2 separate regions of the Mus musculus genome follow, and region 2 is linked to region 1. The links are chromatin loops, found by intact Hi-C in ENCODE. Cell type or tissue: left cerebral cortex. All regions are shown on one strand. Links, peaks and the distances in the headings refer to the core of each region. The heading gives the core; the rest is flanking DNA.

Region 1 (8,322 bases), core at 10-8,009:
TCTCAGGATGAAGGGCGGCGAGGGGGACACGGGCGAACAGGCCCCGCTGAACCCGGAGGTGGACAGCCCCGCGGGCTCAGCCACGTACCGGGAGTTCGTGCACCGCGGCTACCTGGACCTTATGGGGGCCAGTCAGCACTCTCTGCGGGCGCTCAGCTGGCGCCGCCTCTACCTCAGCCGGGCTAAGCTCAAAGCCTCCAGCCGCACATCTGCTCTGCTGTCGGGCTTCGCCATGGTGAGGGGTGGGAGGGGGTACACGGGGTGGGTAAAGCACGTGGTGGGAGAAGTCAAGAAAATGGGTCCCCAGTACTGGACTGAATAAAAGGGTTTCTTTAGGATAAAAGAAGGAGCTAAGTCCCAAGGGACTGGAAAAACCCTTTATGTCGGGCACAGCTCTAGGAATATAAACAGACTGAAGATCGGTCCCAGAAATGCCGTGGAAGAAGGGAGTAAAGAGGTCAGCAGATGCAGACTGGTGGGGGGAAAGTCTGAAGTGGCTTAGTTACCAAGTCCTCGAGAGTTGAAAGGCAGTCAAAGCTGAATGAGAGCCTATATCAACCAGATCGGGGAAGGGGGATAGTGTATGTGAGAGTCATTTGACTGAAGGGCCCACCTCTCAGAAGGCACAGAGAATTGCCGGGAAAACTAAGAAACCATGAGGAAGCTGCTGGGGAAGGAAGCTGATCAGGGAGCTAGCAGATAAGTCTGATAAACTGCAGGTGTGGGAGGATAATGTCAGCTAACGGTCCCAGCAGTGGCCCCGGGAAGTGGAACTGAAGATTCCAGAGTGTGGCCTGCAGATGTGTCCTGGTTCCTCCCTACTTAGGGCCAGCTGTGCGGCCCCAAGTCGACATCCACTCCAGTTGCCATCTTTAGGAAGTTGTGACATCATAGAAGGTGCTGTCTCTGTGGTCTGCCAAGCTTTTGTCCAGGAGGATGTGGGATTCTTATGGAGACCCCCTAGAACTAGGTGTGTTAGAACAAGCTCCGCTTAGCAAAGGAGGCTCTTCTAGAACAGTGTGCTATCTAGACTACATGGAAGCTGCTGTTTAGACAAGGATGCTCCGCAGGGTATGGGTGTGGAGTGAAGCTCTGCTAGTTTCAGTTTTCTTCACACTTGGGGGGAGGGCACCCTTCATAATGTACCCTTGTGTAAATAGGCCTTGGAGGGAGCTAAGGTGAGGGCATATAAAAGTAACTTAGGTCAATACCTCCCTTTTTTCTGCAACCTCAATATCAGGACGAAAGAATCTGTAATCTTAAAGGTTGCTCTTGCTCTGTTGCTTGTAAGGGGCCCAGATTTCCCCCAAACAGCCCCATAGTTCCTGAGGACATTTGACTGAAAGGAATCAGCACCACAGAAAGAAGGGCACAGCAGCTTGTGTTTGAACCACGTGGCTCCGCCTGCTTCTAAAGGAACAGTACAGTGTGCAGCAGAAGTTGCAGAGCAGATCGTTGTGGTGTCAGTGTGAGAGGGCTTTCTCTGAGGAGCAGTAGGCTGAATGTGTAGGTTCTAGGACCGCCCCCAGTCCTGACAAAGAACCCTGGGTTGGACCCTGGGAGACACCAGAATTAAGCCTGGCCCAGATCCCTGTTTGTGAACACACCTGCCTACTATCTGCGGTGGCCCAATTCCCCAAAATACTCAGTTTTATTTTTGTAAGTACCACTGTATCCCTGCACCACAGTAATCTCGGGATCTGTAAGAAATGGGCCGGGCGTGGTGGCGCACGCCTCTAATCCCAGCACTCAGGAGGCAGAGGCAGGCGGGTTTCTGAGTTCGAGGCCAGCCTGGTCTACAGAGTGAGTTCCAGGACAGCCAGGGCTACACAGAGAAACCCTGTCTCCAAAAACCAACAAACAGAAATGGGAGATATCTTCCTAAACCCAGGTGGCCTGAAGTTAAAACATACAAATCATATTCACAGGCTGTGAATCTAGCCTAGTTCTAGTTGGTAGAGTATTTGCCTACCATTCAGGAAATCCTAGGTTCAATTTCCATTTAAACAACAACAAACATGGTATAGCGTATAGCACACCTATAATCCCAGCACTTGAGGTAATAAAAAAGAACAAACAAGGTTGTTCTTGGCTATACAGAGAGTCAAGGCTAGCCTGGGCTTCATGAAGTCCTATCTCAACAAACATTCAATGTTCAGTACCTGGTATAGTGGCAGTTGTTCATATAAGAAAAGGCATGTTAGACTGCACAGTGAGCTAGTGACAGGATTTTTGACTTCAGCAGCCTGGCTTTAAAGCCCAAACTTGTCCATCAACACAAATGTTTGCAAAGTTCAGGCTAGCTGGGTGGAGTCACGGTAGACTCCCTGACCTGTCAAACATGAGCAGCCATGATTCATCCTGCATAGTTGGCACATTGAATGCAGCCCCGGTGTGACCAGATATGACAAGCTTTTTAGATTGATCTGGAAACGTGAAGCTTATTGGAGTTTAAGAGATGGCAGTTACTACCTTCTGGGTTTTCTCTCTTTGTGCCTTAGACATTAGCATCAACTCTAACAGTCTGTGCCTGGCTCTAGTCATAGAATTTAATGTTTAGCATTAACTTTCTCACTGAGACTATTGTCCCCATTTTTCAGGTAGGAAACTGAGGGAGGCACTTGCTCAGAGATTACACAGTTGTTCAAGGTCATAGGACTGTAACCCTACTCAGGACATTGAAGTAGGGGGGTAGTGAATTTGAGGCAAGTCTGGACTAGTAGGCTGTTGTGAGGAAACTACAAATTGTAGAACTGAGAACAGACCCAAACAGCTCAAGATTTTTGCTTGCTTTGGGTCTATAGTGACTTTTCTTTCTTTTTTCTTTTCTTTTCTTTTTTTTTTTTTAAAGAGGGTCTCTATGTAGCCCTAACTGTGGCTTGGTACTCTTTAGTTCTGGGATTAAAGGCACTTGTCACTACACCCAGCAGTTTCGGGTTCTTTTTTTTTCCCCTTGGTTTTTCAAGACAGGGTTTCTCTGTGTAGCCCTGGCTGTCCTGGAACTCACTCTGTAGGCCAGGCTTCGAACTCAGAAATCCACCTGCCTCTGCCTCCCAAGAGCTGGGATTAAAGGTGTATGCCGCTGATTGGGTTGAGATGAAGTTCCAACCACTGGGAGAAGCCTAGGCTACTCTCAAACTTGAGATCCTCCTGTTTCAGCTCCCACATGCTAGAAAGCATGCAGTGCCACACCAGCCTGAGTCTGCTTTTTATTTTTTATTATGGGTTGGAGATTAAACCTAGAGTGATGTGAGTGCTAGGGCTGCTGAGTCTACTTTTTAGCCAGTATATTATAACCAGGTAAAAGCTCAGAAAAATGCCCCTTTGAGACTGAGGTGAAGTCACGCAGGAAAGCTGAGGCAGCAGGATCACAAGTTTCAGCTCAACCTGCACTACCCAGCAAGCTCCAGGCTAGCCTAAATTATAAGAGCAAGACACTACCAAAAAGGGGGCTGGGATGAGGAAAGCTGAGTATCTTCTATGCTCTAAGTTTTAGGATGTTGTAGTCATGATTCTAAACAGGCAGAGCAAAACATGTTCTAGGGACTCAAGTGTCTTCCTTCTTGTGCCCACAGGTGGCCATGGTGGAGGTACAGCTGGAGAACGATCATGAATACCCACCAGGCCTGCTGGTGGCATTTAGTGCCTGCACCACTGTGTTAGTAGCTGTGCACCTCTTTGCACTGATGGTCTCCACATGTCTGCTGCCCCATATTGAAGCCGTGAGCAACATCCACAATCTCAACTCTGTCCACCAGTCACCACACCAACGACTGCACAGATACGTGGAGCTTGCCTGGGGCTTCTCTACTGCCTTGGGTACCTTTCTCTTCCTGGCTGAAGTTGTTCTGGTGGGCTGGGTCAAGTTTGTGCCCATTGGGGCACCCATGGGTAAACCAGCTCCTGTTGTACCTATGTCCCAGGTGCCACCTGTGACTGTCTCCCTTAGTTTAGCTTCTAACCTCACACCATCCTCTGCTTCTATTACCACATCACAACAGCCTTCCAAAGCCTGTCCACCCCGGCAAGTGTGTGATAGTGCTCATGGACCAGGCTGGCAGGCAGCTATGGCCTCCACGGCAATCATGGTACCTGTGGGACTAGTGTTTATGGCCTTTGCCCTACATTTCTACCGATCCTTGGTTGCCCACAAGACAGACCGCCACAAGCAGGAGCTGGAGGAGCTCAGTCGCCTGCAGGGGGAGCTGCAGGCTGTGTAAGCCTGGCTTTAGACTGTTGCAAGCATTGCCTCAGAAACCCCAGGGATCGACAGACCTCCTTCCTTGCCCTAGGCTGGAGCCACCTCCTGTAAGCTCTGAGGTAGAGGCCAAGTACCTGCCCAGCAGCATCCCACACTCCCAGGGATGATCCCTGTCATCATGTTCTGGTGGGTTTTGTAAATTCTGCTCTGCTTGGGGAACTGTTTCAGCCTAAGGATCCTGGGTTAAATGAGAGGAAAGAGGCCCGCCTGCCTTAGTGAGATCCCTGGTGGTGCTGAGCAGTTGTTTGCTCCTCCAGGAAGGTGACATGTCTGCACAACTGTCCTCAAGGCAATCAGCCCTTGCTTATCTGTATAATCTGCTTTGCAGTTGGCATCCTGGGAGAGATTTTACAGGGCTCCTCAGATGAGCCACTTCACCCTTGGTGACTTGTGGTGGTCGTTCCACTGCCCTAGGCACTGACTGTCTGGCCAGAACTGGGAGAGGAGGAAGTATTGACGAGTGGGAGATTGTGCAGCTACTTGACAAGGGTTGGTGAGTTGGTAAGGGAGAAGATTCAGCCCTTAGAATGCAGAACTCTTCTTCAGACACTGATTTTTTTTCTTTTGTTTTGTTTTTCAAGCCAGAGTTTCACTATGTCTGTTGCTCTGGCTGTCCTGGAACACTCTCTGTAGACCAGGCTGGCCTTGAGCTCAGAGATGTACCTGCCTCTGCCTCCCATGTACAGGGATTAAAGGCATGCACCACCACCACCTGACACTGAGTTTTTGATGCACCTTGTTTTGTAAATAAAGTGTGTCTCACATATGTTCCTATGGCTATGAATGGGATGAAGGTGAAACCTTGGGTATGGTTCTTTGTTCCTAAGGGCCAGATGGAGGTAATATGCTTGATAGATGGTATGAGTCCATCAGGTGCTGACAAGATCTGATAAACTTCTGAATGTGGTAAACAGTTATTCCCAGACTAAGGCCTCTGAACTCTTGTTCCTAAACTTGGGATTTGTGTAAGCTTCTTTCTTGAATGATCCCTTCATCTTATGGGACGATTCCTAAGTTCTCTCAGTTACTCATCACAGACATTTCAATAAACAAGTTTTATATTTCCCATTTTTAAGAGGCAGCTGAGGCCAAGAGGCTAATCTGGCCCTAAGCCACAGAGTTAGTCCATGACCTCAATTACCTTTACTATGGTCAAGGGATTTCTGGGAGAGAGAGGAAGGAAATTGGTACCCTTCGATTGGGATAAATCAAAGGGACCTCAGCTCCTGTACCTTCATGTGCATCTTTTCCTCAGCCTCAGAACTTGAGAGTATAAATCCTACCGTCTAGTCGTGATAGACCTTGTACAGACTCATTTTCTTTTATTACTTGAAATGGTCAGTTAAAATGTGTAAAACCAGGCTCCAATTTTTCCTACCACTGTTATGATGGTTACAGTCAGTCTTTTGTGACAGATAGCCATCCATTCTGGAGGTATAACCTGAAACTAAGGAAAGTCAAAGGCTTGCCCAGCAGCCTATAATGAGAGGCTCTTGTAGAGGGCCACTTAAGGCATCTTCAGCTCAGAAGCCTTGGCAAGAGTGCAGTTCTTCCAGAGACCAGAGAGCCTGTATTCATTCGCTGGATGAAAAGGGTGTTGAACCTTGGGACGATCTCAGTTTTGGGTTCCCAAGTGAAGCTTGAACGAGGTCTGTCCTTAAGTTTCGCAGCGGGATCCTATGAGCATAGGTAGCCCTTGCCTAAAAACTGCTCAAGAATAACCGGGTTACATCAGACCTTTACTTTTTATAGGATCTACTTAAGGGTCTTTATGTTTCTTTTAAGCTCAACAGAACCCTGATTTTAACCACTGAACATTTTTTTTTTTTTTTTTTTTTTTTTTTTTTTTGAGACAGGGTTTCTCTGTGTAGCTCTGGCTGTCCTGGAACTCACTCTGTAGACCAGGCTGGCCTCCAACTCAGAAATCCACCTGCCTCAGCCTCCCAGGTCCTGGGATTAAAGACGTGTACCACCACTGCTCGGCTCAGAAGGAACATTTTAAAACTAGCCCAAGGGAGGTGTAACTAGGGTACTGGCCTAACACGCAGAAAGCCCTGAGTTAGATCTCCCAGCATGCTATAAACCGGTTATGGTGTGCACACCTGTAATTCCGGTACTCAGGAAATAGAGGCAAAAGGATCTGGAGTTCGAGGCCATCCTCCGTTATATAGCAAGTTCGATGTCATGCTGTCTGAAAAACAACAGGAGCCCGAATATAAAAGCGGGAAGGAACCGATCATTTCACTCTGTGCGTCGGTAGGCAAAGCGCCTGAGTCACCCCTCCTGGTTGTATTTTTCCACCTCCCACCCCTCCCAGGTTTTGGTGGATTCTAAGGGAAGCAGCCCGTTACGCCGGGCTCCGCACGCCTGGCCACGCCTCTCTCGTTAGCCCCGCCCACAACCGGATCGGCAGATTCGCTACCCGACTCCTTAGGATTATTTGGGCAGCTTTTCTTGTCTGAAAATTTTCAGGAAACGCCGAGAAGACTTCTTCCTTGTAACCATTTCGCACTAAGTAGGAAGTGTGCTGTTCCTTGAGTCGTTCTACTGAAAAAAAAAAAAATCCAGGACTAGAGGTCGACTCTGCCAACAGGGCTTGGCGAGCCAGGCGTCATTTTCTTGACTCTACAGCAGGTGAGAAGAGGTGACGGCCAAAGCCCAGGACGGTGGCGAATCTGCACTGCAGCCTCATAGGCATTCGGGCTGCGCAAGGAAGGGGCAGGGAAGAGGAGCCGAGGAGCGCGCATCCTGTCCACTCATTCGCCCCGCCCGCCTCGCGAATCTGCGTCGTTGGACGCGCCACTCAAATCTCCCGAGCTCTGGCTGGCGTCCTCCCCCTCGCTCCGCCCCCTTCCCTCAGGGGCTCGTCGCAGCTTTCGTCGCCGCCGATTCGCCAGGAACCCCAAGGCCGGAGCAGCTGGATCAGGGTGGTGCGGTCCACTCTCCGGGGAATGCGGCCCATCTTCAGGCTCCCTGGGCTACAACTCCCGAGCCTCGCAGGGCGCCGGCCGAGGCAAGGCCGCTACCCTCGGCCCCGTGGATCGCTCCGCAGTCCTTGTAGCGAAAGTGCGGATGCAGACGCTGTGCCCGCTGGGCCTCGCGCAGGTGGCGGTGGTGTTTGGTGCGCGCGCCGGGGAGGTGGTGGTGGGGGGGCGCCGCCGCCGCCACCGCTGCGGGGCCGGGTCTCGCGCTGCCGCCGCCGCCGCCGCCGCCTCACGCCGCTGAGGTGCTGCGCGCGGTGGGGGGAGGGTGAGCCGCTCGCCACGAGCGGGTGAGTAGGGCCCCGGCGCGCGTGCGCGCCGACGGGGTGGGGGGGGTGGACGACACCGAACGCGCCCGGGCGGGAGGAGAGGGCAGCGGCGCGCGTTACCTCCCCCCACCCCCCCGCCTGGATTCAGGGACCGAAGCTGGGTCTCAGATTCGGTCTCGCGGTGTTTCCAACGCCCCGAAGAGGTGCCACCTCTGGTTCGGAGGATCGGGGCGCGGGGACGCGAGCGGCTGTGTGGGAGCGGGAGCGGGGCTCGGCCCGGGCCGCTTGGCCGGTGAGGAGGCGGGAGGGGGCGGGGCCTGCGAGGGGACGGGGGAGGGGTCTTGCGTGGAGGCCAAGTGGGGCGCGCTGGGGAGAGCGGGAAGGTAAGGGGGCGCGAGATGGGCCTGGGCCCTGAGGGTAGAATTGGGGATGGAGAGGAATGGAGTGCCATAGTGAGCCCAGCTCCTCAGGGCAAGATCTGAGGGAGCCACGGGTCATGCTGAGGTGTCGGGGACTGGACTGATGTGAGACCCTGGAATCGGGGCTAGACATTGAGGGGACAGCAAGGGAGTCAGGCCTAAGTCGTGGACTCCCATTCCGTATCCCTCTTTTCCTGACAGTGTAAATGAGCAAAGATGGACCAGGAAGGTGGGGGAGACGGGCAGAAAGCCCCGAGCTTCCAGTGGCGGAACTACAAGCTCATAGTGGATCCTGCTTTGGACCCTGCTTTGCGCAGGCCTTCCCAGAAGGTGTACCGCTATGACGGAGTCCACTTCAGTGTCAGTGTGAGTGCCCTCGAGCCTTTCTTGAC
Region 2 (8,322 bases), core at 195-8,194, 190 kb after region 1:
AATATAGCTCATAATAGTCTCAAACTCTTCTTACTTATTTTGTGTGTATGTGTGTGTTGGTAAGCCAATGCTGTGGTGAGAGTATGGAAGTCAGGGGGAAACTGTGTGGAGTTGGTTCTCTCTTTCACCATGTGGGTCCAGGGCATGGAGCTCAGTCCCCAGGCCTGGAGGAAGGAACCTCTACCTGATGGCCTGCTTTTTATCTTTCTCCTTCTTCTTTATGTATCCTTCTTTATGTATTCTCCTTCTTCTCCTTCTTCTCCTTCTTCTTCTTCTTCTCCTTCTTCTTCTTTATGTATCCTTCTTTATGTATCCTTCTCCTCCTCCTCCTCCTCCTCCTCCTTCTTCAAGATTTTATTATTATATCTAAATATACTGTAGCTGTCTTCAGCAGCACCAGAAGAGGGCATCAGATCTCATTACGGGTGGTTGTGAGCCACCATGTGGTTGCTGGGATTTGAACTCAGGACCTTCGGAAGAGCAGTTGGCACTCTTAACCACTGAGCCATCTCTCCAGCCTGATTTTTAACTTTTTAAGATAGATTTCAAGATTGTTTCGTATGAATAATTTATGAGAGAAAGGAAACCACTGCAGAACTCTGGTCCCCTCCCCCTTGTCTGTCTCTTTCTCTCTGTATATGGGGTCGGAGGGGAGAGGTTTGTAGGAGGCCAGAGGGCAACATCAGCTGTTTTCCTCTATTGTTAACTTATTGTATTTATTTACAAAAATTAAAGATTAGGTTAGAGAGATGGGTTAAGAGCACTGGCTGCTCCTCCAGAGAGGGATCAGGGTTTAATTTTTAGCACCTACATGGCAGGTCACAACTATTTGTAATCTCCAGCTTCAGGAGATTCAACATTCTCATACAGTCACATAAAATTAAAAAAAAAAATCCTAGTCGGGCGGTGGTGGCACATGCCTTTAATCCCAGCACTCGGGACGCAGAGGCAGGCAGATTTCTGAGATCGAGGCCAGCCTGGTCTACAAAGTGAGTTCCAGGACAGCCAGGGCTATACAGAGAAACCCTGTCTCGAAAAACCAAACCAACCAAACAAACAAACAAAAAAATCAACAACAACAACAACAACAACAACAACAACAACAAAATCCTAAACCATTAAAAAATAGATTGATATGTGTGTGGTGTGTGTGCCATATGTGTACAAGTGCCTTCAGGGTCCAATTTTCCAATTTTTTACCTGTAGCTGAAGTTACAGGTAGTTGTGAGTTGCATAAAGTATGTGCTGGGAATTGAAGCCAGGTCCTTTACACACTGAATAGGTGCACCATCTCTCCCGTCCTGCCTTGAACTCACAGAGATCTGCCTGCCTCTGCTAGGATTAAGGCCTGTGCCACCATCACTTTGCTATAATTTTTTTTTTTTTTTTTGGAGACAGGGTTTCTCTGTATAGCCCTGGCTGTCCCGGAACTCACTCTGTAGACCAGGCTGGCCTCAAACTCAGAAATCTGCCTGCTTCTGCCTTCTAAGTGCTGGGATTAAAGGTGTGTGCCACCACTGGCCGGCAATTTTTTTTTTTTTTAAAGAATACTTATTTATACTTATTTTGGTCAGGCCCAGTTAAAGGCAATTTACAAGCCAGGTTGTGGTGGTACACAACTTTAATTTTAGTACTTGGGAGGCAGAGGCAGGAGAAGCTCTGAGTTCAATGTCAGCTTGTTCTAACAGAGCGAGTTCCAGGATAGCCAGGGCTACACTGAGAAACTCTGTCTCCCCCCGTCCCCCAAAAGGTGGTTTACAAATGAAAAAAATCACATAATACAATCTACAGTATGCTCTCTTTCTCATATTTGTTTTTTTTCCAAGGATCTTACACTAACCTAGGCTGGGTAGAACTCACTTTAAGGTCTAAATTGGGCTTGAACTCATGGCAGGCTTCCTACTTCAGCCTCCTACTGAGCCATCACATCTGACTTATTCTTGTTTTGATTGACATGAGATTGGACTGTCCAATACTGACTGCAGGGCCTTCACATGGCAGAGTAAAATCCAATCCCTGGGCCTTCACATGGCAGAGTAAAATCCAATCCCTATTTTTTCCTTGCATCCAGGAGGAAGGCAATCTTCAGACAAGCTGCAGTCTAGAGGCTGCCTCCCTGCCTGTCCCCTGCCTGCTTCTCACCATCTCTCCACACTGTTCCGTGGGCGGGCCAGAGAGGGTTCCTAAGAGGAGGACAATGTCTATCTTTTCTCCAATGCCCCCTCTCAGGATACAGCTAACGTGGCTTCACAGAGCAGGTTCTCAGTCAAGCTTGGTCATTTTTGTTCTTCTTTTTTTTTTTAAATATCTTTTTAAAAAAAGATTTATTTATTTATTATGTAAGTACACCGTAGCTGTCTTCAGACACTCCAGAAGAGGGTGACCCCTCTCCTCTTCTGGATCTCGTTATGGATGGTTGTGAGCCACCATGTGGTTGCTGGGATTTGAACTCAGGACCTTCGGAAGAGCAGTCAGTGCTCTTAATCGCTGAGCCCTCTCTCCAACCCGTCATTTTTGTTCTTATCCACTTGGTAAACTCCCAGTAGAAATGTCATTCCCTCAGACCCATCCTAACCTACTCATTGCAAAATGAATTACCTGATCTCTGTGATCCCAGAGTCCCTGGTATTGGAATTACAGTTGGTTGTTTGCCCACATTCGGGTACTAGGAATTGAACCTGTGGTTTCTCTAGAGCAGCTGTCTCTCCAACCCCCTTGAATTTCGTTTTGTCCTTGAACTGACAAAAAGTGTTCATGCCTTTAAATGCTTTCAATCATTTCCTGTAACCAAGAAGCATTTTGTAGTTCCCCAGGCTTAGACTTTAAAGATCAGAAGGTCTGACCCTGAACTGCCTCGTACCTCATTCACATTCTTAGTCTAGCCGCTCACTGCTCTCATAAGATCCATCTCCCCTCCACCTCTGCCTAGCTCCGGGACTGGAGAGGTAGGCAGGGTCATGCACAGGCTAAACGATCGCTCTATCATTAAGCTACATTCCTCAGATTTCTTTACAAGATGATGATGGGGGAAAACCAGGACGACTGTAATTCCAGGATGCACAGGGCTAAGGCAAATAGGATCAAGGATTCGAGATCAACTGAGCGGTACTGAGAGGCCAAATTAAAAAAAAAAAGGGGGGGGGTAATTGTGGGTTTGAAGCCTCTTAAGTTGTATACATATGTGTTATTGTTGAACCAGCCTTAGGGCCATAGGGTCCAGACTAAAGCTCATCTTCTTCCAGGTTAAACGTCACAATCTATAAACCTTGTTAAGGTCTAAAGAACAGCAAGCCGAGGCATTCCTAAGTGAAAAACGAGACTGATCAGTGTGCTGTCTGTCAGGAGAGAATGTGGAGGACCAGAGCGACACTGCGTTCGACTCAGTTGCTAGGCCAGGGCAAGCGAAAGTATGCTGCATCTTCCCCAGTGAAAGTGGGGCCCAGCCGCTGGGCCGGTCGGAAGGATTTCGGTTCCCACACCCGGAGACTCCAGGCCTTGACTACACAGTTCCGCTCTCGGGCGCAGGGCCCTGGCACCGCCCCTAGCGGGAGGCCGGGTCGTACCATTCTGCCTCTAGTGGGGTAGAGGTGTGTCGAAGGCGAGCCCCGGGCGACGGACGAGAGCCACCGGCCGCAAGGAGAAAGCGCGTGCGAGTGTTTGGGAATAAAGCGAGTTCGTTTTCCCTCTTGTCTTCCTGAGCTCTCCGTATCCCCGGGGAAGGGTGGGGACCTGGGCGTGCCTCCCCCTCGCGCTTCTCCACTTGGTACGTCCCGGTGGCGCGTAGGCGGCAGGCGTACTTAAGGCGGGCGCGGGAGGCGGGGCCGCTCAGTCCTCGCGGCATCGCTTCGCGGTCGTCTGGAACTTTGTTGCTTGGCGGCCTGCGCTGCGCGCGTGCGCGGACATGGCTTCAAACGGTATGTGGGAGCGCGAGGCGGCGACGGCGCGTCCCTGCGAGGCCTCGTTCCCTCGCAGCAAGGCTTTTGGCTTTCGGCTGGGCCTGCGGTGGCGGGCGAGTGGGCTCCCCCACCTCTGGCGGGAAGCAGCGGGTGGAGGGAAGGGGAGGGCGGTGTCGCCATTTTGTTTGGCTCCCCTGGCGCCTTTGGCGCGGAGACCGTGGGTTTTCTCTCCTGGCCCGGTCACTTGAGTCGAGTGTTGAGAGAGACGCTGCCTGGCGACGTGGGGTGACCGGGGTGAGGGAGCTCTGGGTCTCCGCAGCTTCGCCCCACCCCCTCCCCTCCCTCCGTTCCCGGCCTCGCTTTGTCGCAGTGCTGCATCCGGGCACTTGGTGCGCGCACGCGCTCCTCTGGCCCCTCCCCCTTCTCGCCGCGGCCCCCCTCCCCCCCGCCAGGAGTTGGTCCGTTTTTTTTACTTTTTTCTTTTTTTCTTTCTTCTTCTTTCTTTCTTTCTTTCTTCTTCTTTTTTTTTTTTTTTTTTTTTTTTTTGTCGCGAGACCCTCGGCGGAAGACTTGTGGTCCGGTGCTGGCCTCGCCCTGCTCGCTGGGTCCCTTGGGAAGGGGCGGGGCCACCTCTTCCCGCCTCCGTGGCCGCGCAGCGGGAGCGGAAGCTCCTGGCTGGCCTGCGTGTCCGTGGGATTGGGAGGACCGCCAGGGGATGACCAACGGAGTCAGGGACCCCGGCCTGAGTTTCCCACTTCAGAGTTGAGTTTTCCTAAGGCCGGAAGGAAATCAGAGGAGTCGCTCTCCGAGGCCACACCCTCTCGCTGTCAGTTTTGTCCCAGTGCGGGGGTAGAGCTTGGGTTTCCTGCAGGGAGCTGCTGAGCTACAGCTTCCCAGATTGTTGAAAGTGCTGTCTGCTTTGGGTGCGCATGGTAGGCGGGAGCTCAGTTATTTGGAGCCACACGTCGGGAACCTTGGGAGCACCATGCCATTTGGGGGTTGGAGAGTCCCATTCTTCTAGCTGCTTCCTTGGGCTTGAACTCAACTGTGTAATAGCGCTGACTGTCAAAGTTAATCTTGACATCCGGTGATACCACCTTTCCTGTATACAGAGCTGCTGTGAAGATATAAAATGTGGTGACGTGTGTTGCAGGCCTTGGAAAGACCTGCAACAAGTCAAAAGGATTTTTAAACTTAAGGGATGATCTGTATTTTGAGTTTTTTTTTTTTTTTTTTTTTTTTTTTAAAGATTGAGCCAGGTTTGGTGGCACACACCTTTAGTTTCAGGACTAAGAGGTAGAAGTAGGCAGATCTATGTGAGTTCGAGGTGGTCTACATATTGAATTCTGGGATAGATACATAATCGAGACTTCTGTCTCAAAAAAGAAAAAAGGCAAAAAGGACATGATGTTGGATTTTTTTTTTTTGTTGTTGTTGTTTTTTTTCGAGACAGGGTTTCTCTGTGTAGCCCTGGCTGTCCTGAAACTCACTCTGTAGATCAGGCTGACCTCGAACTCAGAAATCCATCTGCCTCTGCCTCCCAAGTGCTGGGATTAAAGGCGTGCGCCACCACGCCCGGTCCGATGTGGGGCATCTTTAATCCCAGCATTTGGGAGGCAGAGGCAGATGGAGCTTTGTATGTATTAAATTGGAGGCCATCCCGGTCTACAGAGTGAGTTCTATGCAGAGAAACCCTGCCTCTAGATAGAGAACCAGTCCACCCACAGAGCTCTGTGGCTGTCATGCTTAGTGGTCGCTTGTTTAGTGGGTCCCAAGCAAGCCCTGGGTTCTACCCAGAACAAAAGTCTAAGACTTATTGGTGTCTAGAAATTTGTGCTTTCTTTGCTTTTTGTAATAAAACTTGGCCATTTTGTCTCATGAGGAACTAACTTATGCCTGTTTTTGTAGATTTGTTTCATCTGGAGTGCCTAGTACAAAAGTTGAAGAATTTATTTCTATTCTTAACTAAAATTAAGACCTTTTTCTTTCCCATCTTTTACAGACTATACCCAACAAGCAACTCAAAGGTGAGTATACTGTTTCTGGTCTGATGCTAGAAGACAGCAAGGGTGATTGATCTAACTTGAGTTTTATGTATTTCTGTATGCTTTTGTTCTTATTCTTTTAGTTGAAGATTACTGGTCTGTTTTCTTGTAGCTACGGGGCCTATCCTACCCAGCCTGGGCAGGGCTACTCCCAACAGAGCAGTCAGCCCTATGGCCAACAGAGTTACAGTGGTTATGGCCAGTCAGCTGACACTTCAGGATACGGCCAGAGCAGCTATGGTTCTTCTTATGGACAGACCCAAAACAGTGAGTTCTTAGTAGAACACATCTTCATTTCTTTATGAATGTTAACTTTTCTTAAACCTGAACAATACCGAAATTCCCACATTTTCCCTAAAGTTTTGTAGTCATTCTTTTAAAACAAAAATACTGATTTGTAATTGATTTTATATTGGACTATTTTCTTCCTGCTTACTATTTTTGTGAAAAAGCAAGTTTGCTAAAGAGAGAACCAGTTTAGAATGACGGATAGGAAGGAAATGGTCTGCTTGGGAATTCTTGAAGTTGGCTGACAATCTGTGATTCACAGAGGTGGTGCCATTTTTACCTCACAAGGGCAAAACATTTTTCTTTCCATATCAGCACATTTAAAATGTAGTTAGGGCCAGGAGTGGTGGCACACACAACTTTATCCAGCACTCTGGGAGGCAGAGGCTAGTAGATCTCTTGAATCTTGAGTTGGAGACCAGCCTGGTCTACAAGGTGAGTTCCAGGACAGCCAAGGGCTACACAGAAATCCTGTCTTGAAAAAAACAAAAACAGATTAAAATGCAGTTTGTAGGAATCTTTTGTGTTATGATTAGTGGCACAGGTGTCTAGATTTAGGACAGATAGAATGGAATTGAACCTTTATTAAACAGTGATATTAGTGACATTGAAGATGTGGAATGCTGCTGTAATCTTAGTACCTGGGATGTGGCGGTGGAGAGTCAGGGTCTTGTTCATTTAGGACTGGTTCTCAACCTTCCATTAGATGGAATTAGCTGTAACCCTTTAATACAATTCCTCATCTTGTGTGACCCCCAACTATAAGATTATTTTCCTTACTACTTTATATACTGTTAATGGTAACAGATATGTTCAAAGAAAGAGGTGTCACCTGACAGGTTGAGAACCACTGATTTAGAAGTTGAGGCAGCTTGAATTCTGTGAGACCTGTCATAAAGGATTGGGTGGGTGGGTGCAGAGATGACCTAGCAGCTGAGACTGGCCAGATACTTGACTATATATTTGAGGATGGTCTTGAGCCTTCTGATTTTCCTGCCTCCAAGTGTTGGGAGCAGAAGCACGTATTATAATACTTGCTCTTTTTGTTTGTTTGTTTTTTTGAGACAGTGTTTCTCTGGGTAGCCCTGGCTGTCCTGGAACTCACTTTGTAGACCAGGCTGGCCTTGAACTCAGAAATCTGCCTGTCTCTGCCTCCCAAGTGCTGGGATTACAGGCGTGCGCCACCACGCCTGACTATTTTTTTTTTTTTTTTTTAATACTTGGTTTGTTGAAGATCGAATGAACTTGTATGTGTGATAAGTAAACACGGTCGGCTGAACTACATCTCTAGCTCACTCCCCTTTTGCTTGAGATAGCTTCCTGATTTTGAAGATCACCGTGAAACACTGGGCTAGGTTTGTTTTAAGATTAACAAATTTGGGCTGGTGAGATGGCTCAGTGGGTAAGAGCACCCCGATTGCTCTTCCGAAGGTCCGGAGTTCAAATCCCAGCAACCACATGGTGGCTCACAACCACCCGTAATGAGATCTGACTCCCTCTTCTGGAGTGTCTGAAGACAGCTACAGTGTACTTACATATAATAAATAAATAAATCTTTAAAAAAATTAACAAATTTTAGCTGGGCGTGGTGGCGCACTTGGGAGGCAGAGGCAGGCAGATTTCTGAGTTCGAGGCCAGCCTGGTCTACAGAGTGAGTTCCAGGACAGCCAGGGCTACACAGAGAAAAACCAAAAAAAAAAAAAATTTTTTTTTTTAAATCAGGAAGTGTATTTTTTTTCCAATCTAATTCTTGCCCTGTCTCCCTCCTCTTTCTCACTAAGTAGCTGTGTTTGACCTGAACTGGATATGTAGACCAGTTTGGCCTCACACTGAACAGAGATCTGCTTCTGTCTCCCAAATGCTAGGATTAAAAATGAGCACTGCATACCTGGTCTTTTTTTTTTTTTTTTTTTTTAAATTGTACTTATAACTTTTTTCTTTGTAGCAGGCTATGGAACTCAGTCAGCTCCCCAGGGATATGGTTCCACTGGAGGCTATGGCAGCAGCCAAAGTTCACAATCTTCTTATGGGCAGCAGTCCTCCTACCCTGGCTATGGCCAACAGCCAGCTCCTAGCAGCACCTCAGGAAGGTA

Evidence for each region. Hi-C counts contacts between places; a loop is a spot of excess contacts. Peaks named below come from ENCODE experiments on the same cell type or tissue, not always from the same donor. Only the 100,000 strongest peaks of a DNase experiment are listed, where the experiment ranks them.
Region 2: it touches region 1 in a loop (2.9-fold over the local background); 2 of 42 quality-filtered maps call a loop at or near these places.

The regions. Positions count from the first base shown.
Region 1 is chr7:127,769,982-127,778,303 of GRCm38, forward strand. Orai3 (ORAI calcium release-activated calcium modulator 3) reads left to right here. Exons shown (of 2, transcript NM_198424.3): 1 at 1-235; 2 at 3,576-5,169. The coding sequence starts at 8. The coding sequence ends at 4,220. It overlaps Setd1a (SET domain containing 1A), which reads left to right and starts at 7,408. Exons shown (of 19, transcript NM_178029.3): 1 at 7,408-7,532; 2 at 8,132-8,296. The coding sequence starts at 8,147. In left cerebral cortex, for the core only: a CTCF peak has its summit at 4,189 (motif pointing right); DNase peaks (open chromatin) are centred at 608, 1,512, 4,199, 5,832 and 3 more places; H3K4me3 peaks cover 3,138 bases; H3K27ac peaks cover 3,461 bases.
Region 2 is chr7:127,963,664-127,971,985 of GRCm38, forward strand. Fus (fused in sarcoma) reads left to right here and starts at 3,816. Exons shown (of 15, transcript NM_139149.2): 1 at 3,816-3,914; 2 at 5,899-5,923; 3 at 6,054-6,208; 4 at 8,175-8,319. The coding sequence starts at 3,902. In left cerebral cortex, for the core only: a CTCF peak has its summit at 3,568; DNase peaks (open chromatin) are centred at 2,992, 3,554, 3,777 and 4,705; H3K4me3 peaks cover 3,100 bases; H3K27ac peaks cover 1,893 bases.